Regions from separate parts of the Homo sapiens genome. Here region 2 is linked to region 1. The links are chromatin contacts, found by Hi-C or POLR2A ChIA-PET in ENCODE. All regions are on one chromosome and are shown on one strand. The core of a region is the stretch at or near the end of the contact, and the rest is flanking DNA. Distances in the headings are between cores, read along the strand shown.

Region 1 (5,060 bases), core at 1,782-4,281:
AGTAGCCTCACAAATTAATGAAGACATGACATACTGCTTAAAAGATGATGTCAGAAAAACTGACCCACACTACAGAGAAAACCGAAATGGGATTCCTACTTAACATCATATCCAAAGATGGACTACATATGGGTTAAAGACCTAAATGTAGCAGATGAAATTATAAAGAGAAGACAATGTAGGAAGATATTTTTGGGAAATATGGGTGAGAAAAAACTTCAACAAATTCCCAAAAGCAATTAACTAGTTTGATTGCATCAAAATTAGTGATTTCTGTTTAACCAAGGGCAACATAAAGTTAATTGACAATGGTAAATTAAAGAAAATATCTGTACTATCTAAAAATGACATAGGACTAATACCAAGAATACAAAACAAACTCCTACAAATTCAGAGGAAAAAATAAGCAACTTTCAAAGAAAAAAAGGACAAGACATGTACAGGCAATTCACAGTAGAGGAAACTTAAAGGACTAACAATCATTGCTACATACAGAAATGCAAACGAAAATAAGATGTTCTTTATTGGCAAAAATTACATGTTAGGAAAGAATGGAGATACGGGAACCCCTTCTTGCTGCTAGTGAGTGCGTAGGTGGCTGAAAGCATTCTGTGGAGCAGATTATTTGGCAGTCTTTAGTCAAAATCGGCATAGACATGCCCCATGGACAGATTTGAGGATGCATACTTTGGCAGTGTTCTTTGGAGGCAAATTTGGGAGAGGTCATCACTAGGTAAAGGGGACAGGTAAATGTGTAGGATGTGAACCATGAGTACTACAGAGCAAGAAGAAACAATGGCCTAGATTTGCACTGTCCAACATAGTAGAACTACCCACATGTGGCTATTTAAACTTAAATAAAAATCAATTAACATTACCCAAAATTAACAATTGAGTTCCTCAGTTATGCTAGCTGCAGCTCAAAAGCTCAATAGGTACTTGTGGCTAGTGGCTACAGTATTAGCCAGTACAGATTAAGAACATTTCTCCTTTCCATCATCATAGAGAATTCTATTGGACATGCTGCCTTAGATGAACACAAAGTATCATGGATGTTTCTTTAAAATAGTGTTGAGAAATGTGACAAATGTAACATTAGGAAGTGAAGTCTAAAGCACACTTAATTATGTAATTTGAAAAATGCATACAATGAAAAAGAGTAACATCGAAGATGTTAAGAGTTATCTGTCAGTGGGAAGGGAACGGCAGTTAGAAATAGGTAACCAAAGGGAATATAAGTAAAATGAGAGATACTTTGTACGGACTGATGCGCCTGGTAAAACCACGTACTAAAGAATATTATTAATCTCCTGTATTTGAGGTCCAACAACAAATGTTGGGGTTAGTGTCAGCCAGAAATCCTGGGGGGAAATGGTAAACTCCAACTCTGATGCCCTCAGGAACAAAAACTGTTAAGGTTGCAAAGAAGGAATTTTTCATATCCCCATTGCCAACCAATTTTCATTTAAAATTAAAATCTTTTTTTTCTGCCTCAATCTCAATTCTACTATGGTACTACTTCACTATAAGCTTTCTTCAGGGAAGAACGAATTGTGACAAAAAAGAACTATCAATGGCCAGAGAATAAAAGGTGAAATAGACCCACTCGATTGCCACCAACATTTTACAATGAGTTACTGTACAATTCCCTTAACAGAGCTATTTTGATTACACAGGGCAAATTCTAATAGTGGGACCAGATCAACTTAACACAATATATGAAATAGTGAATACATTTTTTTGTGTTTCTATTTTCTTCAACAATTAGGAACTGTAAACTGATGATTTCTACCATTGACACATATTAACAAGATAAAAATAAAAGCCTGGGCGGGGCGCGGTGGCTCCTGCCTGTAATCCCAGCACTTTGAGAGCCAAGGCGGGCGGATCACGAGGTCAGGAGATCAAGACTATCCTGGCTAACACGGTGAAACCCCCTCTCTACCAAAAATACAAAAAATTAGCCGGGCGTGGTGGCGGGTGCCTGTAGTCCCAGCTACTCGGGAGGCTGAGGCAGGAGAACGGCATGAACCCGGGAGGCGGAGCTTGCAGTGAGCGGAGATCGCACCACTGCACTCTAGCCTGGGGAACAGAGCGAGACTCCGTCTCAAAAAAATAAAAACAAAAAAATAAAAGTCTGATATAACTTAGCATGGATTTTTCAGTAGAATAAGTTAAAATGTTCTGGAACGATTTTGTCAATGCATGTTGAAAAATCTGAAAATGTTTAGTGCTCAGTAAATTTTCTACCGTTCCCTTAGTCATCTCCATTTTAATTCTAAGCAGACGGAGGTCATTTTAAAACACAATACTAATAGAAAACATATACCGTAAATAATATGTACCAGTCATCAACTCAATTCTCACAACACTGTAAGGTAGGACTATTAAAATCTCCATTTAACAGACGAAACAGAGGTCTGTTAACTGGCTAGCCCAAGGTCACGCAGCTATTCGTGGCAAACCTGGGCCACGAAGCACCACAAAACTATGCTACTTCATCGATCTTCTGATCCATCATCCCTGAGGATTCAGATTTGCATTTACCTGGAGAATCTCACGGTGCCACAAAGTGGAGTTCCCGGTTCGTGGCTTATGAGCCACACTGCCCGCTGCGCCATGGTTAAGTCAGTAAAGCATTAGCTCATCTCATAATTAAGGTCGCCACCGAGGAACAGCGCAGACCGGCTTTCTCAGACAGACTCTTAACAGAAGCCCTGAGGCTCATCCTGCGCCGCATACCGGTCGCGCTCAGCAGAGAGGTTAGCTTTTTTAGGTGAAGTCACTAACGCTTCTGAGTCGCTCTAGGCCAACACACACCACAAAAAGTTCTAAGAACCCCAACCTATAACCTTGAGAAATTTACCTATACCCTGCAACTCCGGTATTTTCTTCCTCTAAATTCTACTTCCGGAATGGTGGCCCGCAAGGATCAAAGTTCCTCATACACGGTAGCGTCGAGCCTTTTTTCGGTTCTTTCGCCGCTCGTTTTATTCGCCGGCCCCTCCCGACAACCTCCCTGGCGCGCGCAGTTCCACTTCCGGCGTATGAGGCGGTGACAATGGGAGCAGCGCGGGCGGCGCCGGGAGGCAGCTGACAAGCGTTTGCGGCTTCGCTTCATGGCCGCTCTCCCGCCCCTCCTGGGATCTGTGGGGAGCTGGGGAGCCCGCAGCGGCCCGGAGCCGGAGCTGGCGAGCCGAGCGGAGACCTGTGCGCCGCGCCTCTGAGGCGCAGCATGTGAAGCGGAGACGGCATCCAGTGGGGGGCGAGCCTCTCAGCCGGCCGGGATGGCTACCACGGCCGAGCTCTTCGAGGTGGGCCCCGGCGGCTCTACAGGGAGTGGCAGGCCCGGGGTTTGCAGGCAGCTGGGTGGGCGGGCCGAGGAGCGGGCGTTTGCTGGCTGCCCAGGAGGAGCCCTCGGGAGAGAGGTGCGAAACAGAAGGGTTGGGGTGGCAGCTCCGTGTCAGCGCGGGCGGAGCGTGAAATGGGGGAGGGGTGCTTGGGGCCGAGGTGGGCTGGGCGGCCGGTCGGCAGAGAGGGGAAGCCGGGTGTCCCAAGGGAGGAGGGTTGCTTTTGTTTGTGGGGGCAAGAGGGAAAGTCTGGAAGGTTCGGGTGTTGGAAGATGTCTACTCCGGATGAGTAGTGGGAAGGGCTGACTCAGGACGAGGAAAGAGAGCCAGGAGCCTCAGGTTGGGCGAGTCTTGTCGCTGGGGTCCTCGCGGGAATAATAGGAGGAAGCCACTTGAGATCGGGACTCTTGGGGGCTTCTCGTTTTGAGTAATTATTCCATTAGTAAGGTTGCAGGTGGCATTCATAGGACTGCCAGTTTAACCTGACATTTGAAAAGGCTGGGACAATTTTTTTTTTTTTGGACAATAAAGGCCTACTTATCTCTTTCGACTGAAGAGAGATAGACTGAAGGGAGGCAAAATTCAAGTGAACACTTTATTTCATGTAATACATAATAATACACTCGAGGCATTTACGTGTATTATAAAATAAAAAAAGTTTATAAAATAAAACGAACACTTCGTTTCATGTATATAATGCACCTTAAGTGTATTATATGCATTTACATGTATTATAAAATCACCTAACTGCAAGCTAGAGAATCCTTAATATGTAATAGTGAGAATACTAATGTCTTTCCTCGAGCGTTTACAGTATCTAAACCTTAAAATTTAATTTCGTGAAGTCCGTTGTAAGAAGCTGTGATAAAAGTTTGAGATAATAGAATAGGAAAACTCTAATTAGGCTACAAAACAATGACACGTATAAAGCATCTCCTTGTGTGAAAGAAATGAAAACGGATAAGAAAAAGGAAAGAAAGACCCCTTTTTTGTGTGTGTGCTTGTGTTTCACATTGAGTAACAAAAGTGTAATAATTGAGAAGACTGTAATCCACAATAGGGAACTTCTCCATAAGTGAAAATGGTATCCTTTTTCTGCGTAAGATTCAGCAGTTTTTGTGGCTTACAATTTGAATGCCACAGTTTTAATAACAAATGGAAATTTACATTTGTTATTGTTACTATATTTTGCATATCAGTCAGCTTTTGGATAGATAATGCTTTTTTTGAGAGGAGTAATATATGTTATTGTTATAATAAGTTGTAATAAGACAGTAATTTGTGAATGAAGGATTGTAATTACAAGAAAGACTTCAGAGATATTGTATTTTCTCACTTAAGTGTTGGGAGATATGCTACATTAATTTCTGTAATTCCAAAATTGTGCCATCTGTTTATTGACACAAGAACGGGGAGACATTTTTCCTGCTAGGAACTTTTACTGTGTCCCTAGGTACTAAGTAGTGCTGTGGTTCCTTGTTTTATTTTTCACATCTTAAAAAGGGAGAAAACGATGAAGTTGTATGAGATCTTTAATTAAGGTATTTGCCGGCAAGCCAGCTCTTAACTGAAAACTGTTATATATGTTGTCATACAGTTCATAAGACATTATCCTTTGAGTTAATCCTGCTTGACAGTTCCAGTTGTACCTTGGACCATCTTATGTATATTTTTATTTAAATGTTTGACCACATGATTTCAGTAACTTAT
Region 2 (5,060 bases), core at 928-3,427, 3.0 Mb before region 1:
ACACAAAATACATAAAAAGATACAAGCCAAATAAAAAGCAATTTGATGACTATTATTTCTCAAATATAATTGAGGTAGTTAACTTCAAACATTATCAGTCTTAATACACCTTTCCCATAATATAATTACTTCACCGATCTAAAAATGTTTTATGATATCAAATTAAAATGTCTTAGGCAACTGCCATGTGCAGGAAGTTCATTATAGTTTCAATAATGTGGTACTGCTGTAAACTTCCAGGTTAAAAGTAATCATCCTTACATGACTGAAAGTTTAATCAGATACATATAAGTTACACATAACAAGAACAAAACTATAACACTAGGAAATGTTACTTTGTGCTTCAAATTATTTATTGGTAAAGAAAGCATTAAGTCAGTAAAAGCAGCATCTAAGAATAGAGAATCTCCTTATTTTCAATTTTCTCATTTGTAAAATAAGGAGTTACAGAAATACAATCTTTGGAAAAGGCCCAATATGTAGCAAGATAAAAGTATAAAAGTAAAGTGTTTCAAAGAGAGTTGGGGACCAAGCTATGCTAAATTCCCAAGTGCTCTGGAACCCTAAGTCTCAGCAGAGTAGTGTTTCAACAAATCCCTCCACTTTTCGGAGCGCAACACATGTAAAGTGGTTGTGTTTAAAACCCCAACGTGCAAGTTTGAAAAGACTGTTTTACAAAACAATTGTTAAAATGTCTAATTTCTCTCAATAATGTCAAAATCATTTCCTTTGAGAAAATGATACCTATCTCTCATACTCTTCCAACCACTTCTTAAAACACATTCAGCTCATTATTCCAATGAGCAGGAAACTTGCGGGGAGGTGGGGCTAGCACACAGATCCCATGGCTTGGACAACTGAAGCATGACTTTTGTGGATTTGTACCATGTGGTGTTTCAGGAGAGAAGAAAAATACCTCAGGTGATGAAATTTTCAAAACGTATCTAAAACTGCAGTTGGTAGAAGGCTCTCCACAGCCAGCTGTCTTTCAAGAAAAGGCTCCAAGTTTATTTAAAATCTACAAGCAGAACAGAACCATACCTCAACCAAGCTCTAACATCAAGAAGTTTTACCCGATTTACGTAGTTAAAAGGATAAGAAATCGGAATTTACTTCAATGGATTTGTTCGATGCCTTAATAATGAATGAACTAGAGGCATCACTCACTGACTTGAGTTCTGAAGGAGTCTCTCAGCCCTGCCCCCTGTAAAACCTTAAGCAATTTCTACAGAATTAGGTTTTTCGAGGCTAAGCCCGGTTCAAAGGAAGTCTCCCCGCCTCCCTCCCAGGGGCTGAAGCCCAGGACAGCCGGGGCGGCGCGCCCGAGCGGGTGGGGGCGCGGGGACGCCCCCTCCCCGCTCGGGAAAAGTTCTGCAGGCCGCTCTCCGGCCAGGCCGGCCTGCGGCCGTCGCCTGCTTCGCCGCCACAAACACCCATCTCGGCCGCGGACGGCCAGAGGGTCGCGCCCCCTCCCCGCGCCACCGCAACTAACACCCCGCCCCCGCCTCCCCGCCACCGCCCTCGCCGAGCGTTAACCCCTCGCCGTCCGCCGCCCGGCTCGGGGGAGGAGGCCGGCCAGGGGGTGGAGTTGTCGCGTCTCCTCCCGGGAGCGCCCGGGCAGACGCCCGGCTTGTTTACAGGCCCCAGGCCTGCCCGCCGCCGCCGCCGCGCAGGCCCGCACCGCCCGCCAGCCCGCCGTCGGCCCGAGCGCCGCACTTACCCGGAGCAGCCGCAGGCGGGCAGGTCCCTGGTCGGCCGAGGCGGCGGCGGCGGCAGCCGGGGAGGGGGTCACCGCGGCGGCGACGGCGGCAGCCGGGGGAGGGGTCACCGCTGCAGCGGCGGGCCAGGTCAGGCTGGGGAAGGGGCGGAGGAGGGGAGGAGCCGGGCTGCGTCCGGGCCCCCGGCTGTCGGCGCCCTCGCGGCTCAGATCATCCGGGCGTTGGAGAGGGAGGCAGAGAGCGGGTCCCGGAGAAGGAGGAGGAAGAGCCGAGGACTCATCGCTTTCGCGCCTCAGCTGTCTAGAGTCCCCCCACCCCCCCCTCCCCAACCACCCGTTCCGGAGCAACAGCCGCCTGAGGACCCGAAGCTGCGGGCCGGACGAGCGCCGAGACCACTGCTCTCTAGCTCCCGCGCGCGCTCCCGTCCCTAGCGCCGCCACCGCCGCCGCCGCCGCCTCTAGCGCGGCCCCGCGCAGGCGCGCTCACGACCGCGTCGCCCCTCCCCCACCCCTCCGCTCGCCCCGCCCCGCTGGCTCCGCCGCCGCTACAGCTGCGGCGCGGCGCGCAGCTACAGAGACCCGGATGTCGTTGGGCAGGAACTGCGGTGAGGGCTGGCGGGCGGGGGAGGGGCCGCCACAGATGACGTCACTGCCTTACCCAGCTTCTTTCTCTGCCGCTGCTGCTGCCGCCGCCTTTGCCTTACGGCCTGGAGCACCAGGCCGAAGCCGAAGGGAGCGTCCGGATCCCGGATAGCAGCCAGGACCCGGGCCTTCACGTTCCGGCGCCAGGGACTGGACAGAATGTGCGGCTATTAGGTGCCCAGTAGATCGACAGCCCCTCCGTGCCGGCCCTTGGCCAAGTAGGGACTCGGAAGCTACCCCTACGGCGTCCGCGCCCGGAGCCCTGGCTCTTCTACCTGCCTGCAGATACAAACCCCACTCCCTGCGAAGATGGTGTACACGCAGCCCCGAGCACAGACCCGAAGCTGTCCACCCTTCTTGGGCGCCGTCGCGGTCTGGCCGCTGCCCTTCGAACCCATGGTGGGTCCCAGGCAGCTGCCAGACCCCCCTACCCCAGAGTCCCACTCCTCCAGAGCCTTCCTCTCCCAGTGACCCCAGGAAGCCCAAGCAGGTGCCACGGCCACACACCTCGCGACCCAAAGGGCAGAGACACAAGCACGCTACCACCGCCCACCAATGTGCGAGTGCAACTGATTCACGCACGGGGCACATGCTCTGAGTTTCTGGCAGGTTTTCCCTCTATAGTTCAGGGGATTCCACATTGTATTTATTTGCACATGTTAGATAATCACGTGGTTCTGTCCCAGGGGACCTCCAACGACCTCCAATGAGGTAGGTTAAGGGAACAGGATTTTTCAAAATCAGGAGAATAATCAGAAACATAACAGCTGCTTCTATTAAGAGGTAGAGATGAGCTAAAGTTAATAGAAACTGCACGTGCCAGCGGCCAAAATCCAGTTTAGCTAGCTGGAAAACCCGACCCACGCTGCTTGCAGACGCCGGGGATAGAATGACAAACCCTAGGCAGCCAATGAATCGCAGCCTAGGAGCAGTACATCACCAGCACGGGTTCCCATTGGCTGGGGTGCCCTTCCCTCTCTTGTCAGCGGCTTAACCAGTTCACGAATTTGACCTACACCACATTCGCAGGAAAAGAAGTTAGAAGAAAAGTCCGTATTTTTAAAAGATGTTCTGATGCACACACAAACCAAAGACTTCATTGTAGAAGGCAGGTTCTTTTACTGGCCAAATTGAGTTCTGGCCAGTAAAAAAGGTAAATTTATGTTGAAGGCCTCTCTATTTTACTTGAGGAGCTCACTATAGCAATTTGCACCCTACTACTTTCTATCTCCTAAACCATTTTGTTGCCCCAACTCTTAGATCAAAAGCAACCTATTTATTCTTTCTGGCATTCAGCAAATATTTAGCTGCTGCTTTTAAAGTTGTAAAAAGCCATCTCTAATTTTCTCAACATGACTTTGGGGAAGGTTCTGTTTCCTTCACTTTTTTTTTTTTTTTTTTTTTTTTTTTTGAGACAGAGTCTCGCTCTTTCATCCAGGCTAGTACAGTGGCACAATCTCGGCTCACTGCAAGCTCCGCCTCCCGGGTTCATGCCATTCTCCTGCCTCAGCCTCCCGAGTAGCTGGGACTACAGGCGCCTGCCACCACGCCTGGCTAATTTTTTTGTATTTTTAGTTCAGACAGGGTTTCACCGTGTTGGCCAGGATGGTCTCGGTTTCCTGACCTCGTGATCCACCCTCCTCGGCCTCCCAAAGTGCTGGGATTACAGTCGTGAGCCACTGTTCCCGGCCAGAATTCCTTAGAAGATGATCGTGGATCATTTCCACATATACAAAATAAAAATAAAATTCACTATGCATTTGGTCTCAGTATCATCTGAGGATACATTTCCTAATTCTCCACATATCTCCCCGACCCCCCAAAAAAAGAAATTAGATCAGAGATCTTTGAAACGCTACCTTCTTGGAATCCTTAATACTCCAGGCAAGTAACAGCATGAGTAGCATGCTGGTGGACTCATTAACATTCTGAACTACAAAAGCTCATATGGCAACCATTTAGAGTGCTCTTAAAAGACAAATTTTCTTATTTATAAGCAGAAGCTGGGTCACTAGTGACGGTAGTGGACCATAGAAAACTTGAAATGCCTGCCTATCTTTCTGCTTCCTTCCTTTAGGCTTCCACACCTTTCTTCTCTCTGTTCTGCACTTGGAGAATCTGGGTCAATTGTAGAAGAAGAGGGAGAGAAATAGAAAATATGAACAGAAAGAAATTTTTAAGGAGTCTACGCATTGTACAGACTGCCGATAAAGCAGCACCTTCCTACTATTTATTTCTGAATACAGCTTGCAGGGACATTTTGGTATGAACTAGGAAACTCATGGGTTATAAGATTAATATTTTAAAAAGATATCAATATTGTCTGATTAAATATGTTTAATATCATCATATCCCCTTTTATTAAACCTTATGCTAAGAAGGGGGGACAGATAGAAGGGGAAAATAACATTGAAAAAAGAGGATTGAAAGTTCTCTTCTGAACTGTAAGACTTTGCCGGGCCTCTACACATATTTGGGATGTTCACAGTAAGATTTTAGTGGGAATATATTGCCATGATGATGACATTTTAGTAATTTTTATAGGTATATTATAAAACTATCCTGCTCTGCTTTGGAAATCTGTTTATATTTCAATTAACAAAGAAAAAGATTATCTACAAGATTGGCTTTAAAGTCCTGAATTTAGTGTGTGTTGATAGCCTAGTAATTGGGAGGCTTGGGGTGAGGACAGGGGCTGTAG

The links. A loop is a pair of places that touch in the nucleus more often than their neighbours do. ChIA-PET counts read pairs that join two places held with the same protein, here RNA polymerase II (POLR2A). Pooled maps may share reads with other maps.
Region 2: a loop to region 1 is called in a map of naive thymus-derived CD4-positive, alpha-beta T cell, with 17 times the contacts of the local background. The contact joins the promoter of PPM1A here to the promoter of EXOC5 in region 1. A Hi-C loop is called at or near these places in 3 of 168 maps with a recorded cell type or tissue (CD4-positive, alpha-beta memory T cell and naive thymus-derived CD4-positive, alpha-beta T cell) and 12 of 50 pooled maps. POLR2A ChIA-PET finds 5 or more read pairs at or near these places in 2 of 52 experiments (CD4-positive, alpha-beta T cell and CD4-positive, alpha-beta memory T cell).

What each region holds. Positions count from the first base shown.
Region 1 is chr14:57,266,876-57,271,935 of GRCh38, reverse strand. EXOC5 (exocyst complex component 5) reads left to right here and starts at 3,031. Exons shown (of 18, transcript NM_006544.4): 1 at 3,031-3,314. The coding sequence starts at 3,288. It overlaps AP5M1 (adaptor related protein complex 5 subunit mu 1), which reads right to left and starts at 2,965. Exons shown (of 8, transcript NM_018229.4): 1 at 2,548-2,965. The coding sequence starts at 2,621. RefSeq lists enhancers at 2,801-3,000, 2,648-3,231 and a silencer at 3,541-3,600.
Region 2 is chr14:60,246,338-60,251,397 of GRCh38, reverse strand. It overlaps PPM1A (protein phosphatase, Mg2+/Mn2+ dependent 1A), which reads right to left and starts at 2,177. Exons shown (of 6, transcript NM_021003.5): 1 at 1,721-2,177. RefSeq lists silencers at 1,194-1,933, 2,134-2,233 and enhancers at 2,334-2,683, 2,744-2,793, 2,103-2,831, 3,374-3,623.